Regions from separate parts of the Homo sapiens genome. Here all the other regions are linked to region 2. A link is a loop called in an ENCODE intact Hi-C map of the cell type or tissue named here. Cell type or tissue: CD14-positive monocyte. All regions are shown on one strand. Region 1 overlaps FAR2 (fatty acyl-CoA reductase 2). Region 2 overlaps FAR2 (fatty acyl-CoA reductase 2). Region 3 has its middle 83 kb from the start of FAR2.

What was found. Hi-C counts contacts between places; a loop is a spot of excess contacts. Peaks named below come from ENCODE experiments on the same cell type or tissue, not always from the same donor. Only the 100,000 strongest peaks of a DNase experiment are listed, where the experiment ranks them.
Region 1: a loop joins it to region 2, with 2.1 times the contacts of the local background. A loop is called at or near these places in 7 of 110 quality-filtered maps.
Region 3: it touches region 2 in a loop (2.0-fold over the local background); 2 of 110 quality-filtered maps call a loop at or near these places.

What each region holds. Positions count from the first base shown.
Region 1 is chr12:29,206,348-29,208,847 of GRCh38, forward strand. All of the region lies in intron 1 of FAR2 (fatty acyl-CoA reductase 2), which reads left to right. Among named protein-coding and RNA genes, the nearest start is that of FAR2, 58 kb to the left of the region's middle. In CD14-positive monocyte, no CTCF peak of the experiment used is centred here; DNase peaks (open chromatin) are centred at 994 and 1,914; H3K4me3 peaks cover 1,943 bases; H3K27ac peaks cover 2,500 bases.
Region 2 is chr12:29,157,304-29,159,803 of GRCh38, forward strand. The region is part of intron 1 of FAR2 (fatty acyl-CoA reductase 2); the gene reads left to right. Among named protein-coding and RNA genes, the nearest start is that of FAR2, 9.3 kb to the left of the region's middle. In CD14-positive monocyte, no CTCF peak of the experiment used is centred here; DNase peaks (open chromatin) are centred at 1,258 and 2,498; H3K4me3 peaks cover 2,500 bases; H3K27ac peaks cover 2,500 bases.
Region 3 is chr12:29,065,470-29,067,969 of GRCh38, forward strand. No RefSeq gene overlaps it. Among named protein-coding and RNA genes, the nearest start is that of FAR2, 83 kb to the right of the region's middle. In CD14-positive monocyte, no CTCF peak of the experiment used is centred here; DNase peaks (open chromatin) are centred at 942 and 2,162; H3K4me3 peaks cover 751 bases; H3K27ac peaks cover 2,500 bases.

The sequences.
Region 1 (2,500 bases), 49 kb after region 2:
ACTTGGCTCATCTGTGCTAAGACTGATTGAGAAAATGTACTGAAATGTTCCAGATGCTGGCATATATTTAACCTGGCACAAGGCCTCAGACCCTGAGAGCCCTGCCCCATGGTACCACAGGGCACACAACTTTCCCACAAAGTTCATCTGTGGCTGTCATGGATAAAATAATGGTTTGGCTTTGCTTTAGTGCCTCTGGCCCCTTTCAGGCAATCAAAAATATTTATTGACCCCTAACTAAATGGAAGGCACAGTGGGACTCAATTCTCACAATTTCTGCCTCTAATTGGGGAATTAAGACACACAGACATTTAAGGAAGGGAAAGAATAGGCTAAGTGTTAAATAGGAATAAAAGAAGATGATAATATGAAATGACATAAGGCAGTTCATGTTTACTTGCCAAAGGACTGATGTAACTACAGTGGGCTTGGTGGAGAGAGACACACCTGGCATCCCAGAGTAGCGTGGGCAGGCATCAGGGATGAAGTCAGATTTGGTGTGAGCATCGGATAGGTCAGTGATTCTCAACCCACCCTGGACATAAGGGCCATCTGGAAAGATTTCAAAAAATGCCAAATAGGATGCCACCAGCCGGGCACAGAAGAGGAGTGGGAATGTCTGAAGAAGGACATAAAGGTTTCAGCAAACAAGCTTTGGTCTGCCAACCAAAGCTTGTTTGGTTGTAGGAGAAAGTTGGTGTGAGAGAAAAAAAGAGAGAAGGCAGAAAAGTCAGGTTGCATCTGACTCTTAAATGGTCTTGCATACCAGGCCAAGGAATTTGGAAACGTATTTGACAATCTTTCTTCTGTTGAGGACAATGGAGTAAATTTAGCCACAACGCCTGACTTTTTCAGCTGGAGAAATATTTGCTTTCCTCCGTATCATGTATTTCCTCACTTCCCACTCTGGCCCCCTGCTTAGAAACTTCGGTTTAACAGGAAATAAGTGTAGACACATGCTAATACTTCACCAGTTCCTCATTCTCTCAAATACAGGATCCTGGCTGATACTATGGGAATGTGATTCAGAAAGTACAAGTACTATGTAGAATTCCCCTGAGTAGTAGCCAGGAGGGGTCACCAAGAGGCAGCAAATTTAGTCTCTCCAACAAGGTAAAGCAGGCCACCCTGGGTTCTCATCCCATTTACAAGGACAAAGGGAGTCGGCACTATCACCTCCAGAATTACGGATGCTTTCACTACAGTTTCCATTTACTTGCTACTATGGTTTGTTCTCGTTTCTCTGATTTTTTTTTCTCTTTTTCCCTTTTTTGAAGAATGGACCTGGGTAAAGTTATGATCATATTATGGCTAATATTGGGCTGAAACAGACTGGATGGATGGATGGATAGATAGACAGATGATACATAGGGATAGATTATTTGTGAAGAGGACTGCCTAACTAAAAGGAAATATTTCAGCTTACAGCTGGCACTTTATAAGACTCTTTGCAGATAAAATTCTGTTAGACCTTTAAAGAAAATAAATTTCACACTACTGTCCTAATGCAGGAACTTGAACACAGCACATTAACTGTAAGTCTTTGCTTATTCATATGGTGAGACTTATTTAGGCCAGGCATGGTGGCTCACACCTGTGGTCCCAGCATTTTGGGAGGCCAGGACAGGAGGATTACTTGGGTCCAGAAGCTCAAGCCCAGCCTAGTCAACAGACCGAGATCCCCATCCCTATGAAATATGTTTTAAAAACTTATATAAAATAGTATTTCAAGTCAGTTTGTGTATTAGTATTAAAAGAAGTGTGTTGCTTTGCAGCTGACTAGAAGCTCAGCATTTCCTAGCTGGGCAAGAGCTTTGAGCATGATTGCAGCATCTCTGCAGAAAAACTACATTCTAAAAGCAACGGAAATCCTCCTGCTGCCCTTCTTCCTCTGAACTGAAGTTTAAAGACCATGGGCACTGCTGGTGACCTCCACAGAGTGTTTCAGTTCCTACCCTCTACTCCCACTCAGCATCACTGAACAGACACAGGCTAGACAGGGCAGTCTGCAGCCCAGACTGTGGTGAGGTGGGAACTGCAGTCCTACTACTTGGTCCATTGAAAGAGGAGGCCAAGAGGCAGAAAATGTTCCCTCTTAATTTTACCGTGTAACCTTTCTTAAGGTGTGGCATGCAACTATGTAATGATCACAATTGTTATATTGTTTATACATCATTTATATTTCTATCATCAGATTTTACTCAAAGGTTTACTGTGGTTGGCTTCACAAGAAGTGTAATTCTGCGTTATTCAGGTATCAGGAAGTGTTTATTAAAACTCTGGTCTTGAGCTGAGTGCCAGAGAGAAAAAAAAAATGCCCACCTGTTGGCCAGTCTAGCTCTGGAGACAAAATTATAAAATATGAGCTAATTAGAGAGTAAATGAATGCTAAAGTGAGAGATGTTTACAACAGCTGCAGGACACATTCTGAAAAGGAAATCATTGTGTGCACTGGAGTGTTTATCTGAAACCTAGAATTGGACTAATGAGTAGGATTTTA
Region 2 (2,500 bases):
TCCTTAACTGCTGCAGGTTTGCAAAAGCATTTTTCATCCTGCAGTTGATAATATGTATCCCCTATGGCTTTTGGACATCTTGCTTTTAAGGCATTTTAACTTCCCAGGCTTCTCCAGAGACAGCCCCAAAACATTGAAGCCCACACCTGAAGGGAGGAAGAGAAAGCAAACACTCCTCCCTGTGAATTTGTGTAGAAAAGACAAAAATATGGCTTCTCCAACCACTTACTCATCCTTCCATCTTAGCTGGGAAGCTGTTGGATCAGTAGCATCTGCTGATGAATAACAGGATGACCATAGGAGGCAAGAATAATATTTCCTGAGCCAAGAAATGAGAAATAGTTATAAAAACACCCCACATTTTAGATCATTTTTTAAAAATCGTGCACTATTTATCACAGGTCATTGTGAGGGCACATTCCACAGAAGTGAGCAAAAATCCCAGGTATCCTTGAAAGCAAGATCCTTGGAAATTAGGATGGCAATTAAGTTATGTGTCTGGTCCCAACATATTTGAAACCACTTAAGCACTTCCAGCAGAGTTAGATTCACCAGTGCACAGTATTGTCAAGAAACCAAAAGAATCTGCCCAGAAGAAATGGATAAACTGAGTAAAAGAAACTGTAACAAGTCAGTGTTTGTGCATGTATTAAAGATTTTTGCTTATTATTTTCAATAAAGGATATTTAATACTGAAAGTTGTATGGATAGAAGTAACATAGTTTTAGCATCTTAAAGATGGATGGTATTCAGTTAGTGAAATCATAGAGCAATTTGCCTAAAACTTAAGAGAAACTGTTTACTTAAAATAATATTTGTTTCTGATAGATATTAAGTAAATATTAATGAAACCAACTTGATGTCAGTAAATAATAATAAGTAAAAAAACCAACTTTGTATTTCTCTATTTCACTGTAACTATTGTCTCATTTTGAATTGAATATTATTTCACTTGTGTTTTGTTTACACAAGACCTTCAGGACATATCTGCCCTGAAGCTAAGCACATGATCTAAAAGATGGGCACTTGTTCTTTTACCAAAGAGTTTTCTGGGGATTGAGATCCACTTACCAAACTATTCTCAAAGCTGCAGGAATCTTTGATGGCTTCAAAGAATTAATTTCCTTCATCCAAATGAGCAGTTTGCTTCTTTCTCAGCAACTTGTACTTGCCATAACTCTCTTCTTAGCAGAAGTGTGACATTGCCTCTTCCTTCTTTTCCTTCTGCTATTTTGGTGCAGTCCTGCCGGAGGCAATGGTTATGCAAGTGCCGCTGAATGCATTGCTGATCACAGGATGACACTTAGATAAATTTAGGTCTCAGTTTCTTTTAGGACAGAACAAACTTTTCCCAAATTAGACTTCCTTGAACTCCTAGACATACTATATGTTGGCACATATCACACCATCTTGTCTACAGTACATAGTAGTGAGTGCAAATAGCTTTGTCTTAACTAAGTATATTCACACTGGAAATTGTAGAATGTTCAAGTACCATATCTATATTTGGTTCAATTCTCTTAAAGAAAATAAAAGCCAGTCCTGAAGACGTAAAGTGGCTTGTCACACATCTAGTTAGTGGGTGCATCAAGGCTAGTATCCACATCTTATGACTGCAAATCCCATGACAATTCCATTCCATTCATTCATTTATTCATTTGTACTATTTACTGAGTACCTACTATGTGCCAGGCAGGGTGTTTAGCTTTGCAAATAGAATGCAAAACAAGTTATAGTACCAGCCCTCAAATTTTAGTACTCCCTACTCTTTGAGCAATATTTGGCCGGTTGCAACTTGGAGTTTGTGCAATTTTTCAGTAATGATACCCAATGTGTAAATATACAATGCTCATATATCTTTATTTTCCCTTCTTCCCTCTTCTAACTAGCCCCAGTCAATGACTTGACTTCCCATAGCACCAAGCACTTAACACCAATAAGAGTAAGATGGGAGGCCGGGCACGGTGGCTCATGCCTGTAATCCTAGCACTTTGGGAGGCCAAGGCGGGCGGATCATGAGGTCAGGAGATCGAGACCATCCAGGCTAACATGGTGAAACCCCATCTCTACGAAAAATACAAAAAATTAGCTGGGCATGTTGGCAGGTGCCTGTAGTCCCAGCTACTCGGGAGGCTGAGGCAGGAGAATGGTGTGAATCCAGGAGGCAGAGCTTACAATGAGCCAAGATTGCGCCACTGTGTGTGAGACTCTGTCTCGGAAAAAAAAAAAAAAGAGGGTATGATGGGAAATAGAGTTGAAATGAATTATGAAAAATTCCATAGGGAAGATCATGAAAATTCTTCCCCAGAAAACAATGTTCTTGATTCACCACCGCAAGGCTTGGGGGTTATTAGCTTGTGTGTCTCTCCTCTCGTTTACTCACTGTGTCACCAGGTCCTCTCTTTCCTCAAACTGGCTGAGACGTAGCTTGCATCCTCTAGCTTTACTTTCCTTCTGTATCTAAAGATAGACACAAACTCTTGGTGTTTTAAGTACTTAA
Region 3 (2,500 bases), 92 kb before region 2:
GAAATTGCAGCAACTCAATAGAGACAGGACTATGATAACAGATTTTTCAGAAATGAAATCTGTTGCCTACCTGATAAAGACCTCTGCCTAAGTGGAATATATAAGCAGAGTATAAGGGAAATGTTGAATGGATGATGGAAGAAAAAAATATGATGATAAGCCTTGGTCTAATAACAGGATACAGTTCTAGAAACTGTAGTCATTATGCATATTTTGTGTTGATTGATTATTTTTCTCCCCTCTCCCTGATACTTTGTGTGAGAGGTTTGTGTGATGGGGGAGAATGCTACAATTTAAGTTCCAGTTGAAGTTAATGTGTGACTGACATCATTCCATCACTATCTGGTAGGGATTTTGTGTCTCCTTGGTGTTAGGAATGACAACATCTTCATCTTCTAAATAATGGGCAAGAATAGATGCTTTGTGGACAAAGCAATGGAATGTGCCAGTCTCTATCTATTTCCTCACTTAGATCCATTCTCCACTCTTTTCTTCCCCTCTCTGTATTAAGTAGGCTGCTCTTAATGAATTGCACTTTGAGAACTCCCTAATGGCTGACTTCCAGTTGGATTTGACAAGCAGATGGGCCAGCAGGGGATTGGAAGGCAGAAGAAGAAAAATGTTGGGACATTTCTTTCCTGACCTCTCTCTGCTTGGCACTATTATCTCTGGTGGCAGCTGTGTCCCTTCCAATCACAACTCCCACTGGGATCTGGTCACTCTATGTCCTCCTCTGTTCCCAAAGAAACAATTGCTTCTCATTGTTACTAGTCTAAGTGACAAATTGTGCCTTGTTTGTCCTCTTAAGCCTGCTTCCCCTTATACTATTGAAGTCTCTTCATTTGAGTTCTATGAATGAACTCTGGTTTTTGCCAAGACCCTGGCTGATTTACACACACACTTGTTTTCACACATGCGCATGTGCACACACACAGACACACACAGATGCCAAGACACAGAACACTCTCATTTCAATGAAGATGACTCATCTATGACTCATTCTATGAAGAATAATAGTAGTTAAATATGTCATAAGAACAAAAGAGGAAAAGACAATGAGGAACTAGGACAATTTACAATTTATTTTAATAAAAGCTGCTAGCCATTTTAAATCATGTTTAAATCAAATCTCCTATTCCATTAAAAAGTTTTATAGCGATAGCAAACATTTTATTATTTTGAGAGTCACATCTTTCTCTTTTCTAGGCCTCCTTTACAGAGAGAATAAAAATTATATAGTGGCTATAAAATAATAGAAGGTAGAAAATGTGAGATGTAAGTCCAATAAGCTACTGGATAATTCCAATTAGACTTTAAAACTATCCTTTTCCAATACTATTCTTCTCCTTCACCTTCTTTTCTCTAGGTAAATCCTTGCACGACACTTGTTTCTTTCACCATCTTTCCTGCCTGTCCATGTTCCTAGTGTACCCTTTCATTTATCTCTTTATATTGGGGTCCCATACTCCTAAATTACATAATTTATATACATTGCAGGACACATGGGCACAGTAGCTGGTATGACAAAATTGAAATGCCAGTTTATACTTAATTTTAAAATGCTTATTTCATGATATATTATGAAGGGAGCTAAGCATGCCTTAATATGACTTTGTTTATCCCTAAGACTAAATCACAAACGATTATGGTGTTTAACAAAGTTTGGTGATGGCACAGGTTCACAAGCCCACTCTTCATTTCATATTTATCCCCCACATCAATATATCCCTCTGGAAATCACAAGAAGAAACAGTCTTCTGAGGAAAGTCTGTTCATCATCATTCACATTAACTTCATCTGCAAAGAGGGTAGTAAAAGACATCTCCTTTTCTTGTTCTAATTCTAATACTCAATCAGCATCCATTTCATGTTTGAATGTCTACTTGTTTTTGAAAACTTGACTTCAATGTTTTGGGGTCCATGGTGGATATCTGCCATTTCTTTTATGGACACATGACATGGGCACCATTAAACTGGTAACTCTCATCCCTGACTCTGAACTGGGAGGTAGTAAGTAACTGAAAAGGATTCTCTCTGAAGCAGGAAGACAAAGTTCTTGGGCCAACAGTGCAGAGGTCTGGGTGGCAGCATCCAACAGTCAGTGCCAGCGGGATTGGCACTGCAAGCTAAAGTGTCCAGTGCTCAGAGGAAGTTACTGCAGCTTCCTCACTGAACCAGTCTGTGACAAGACTGTGAGTATTTTTCCAGGTCACACAGCCACCAAGCACATGGTTCTCTATTTCTCCTAGAAATTTATAAATTTACCCAGCATCCTCTTTTTAATTTCCTTTTTTTTCTTTTGGAACTCAAATCCAAACAGAAATTGATTTAATTGTACTCCTATGCTGTCTTGCTAGAAGACTATTTTCCTGCTTTATCTCATTATTTCTTCCATTGTTTCACCTTTTGATTCTTTCATTCTACCACCAGCAAGGATACCTACTGTAATGTGTTGGTATATGTACAGGGATATGTGGGTGTGTGTGTGTGTGTGTGTGTG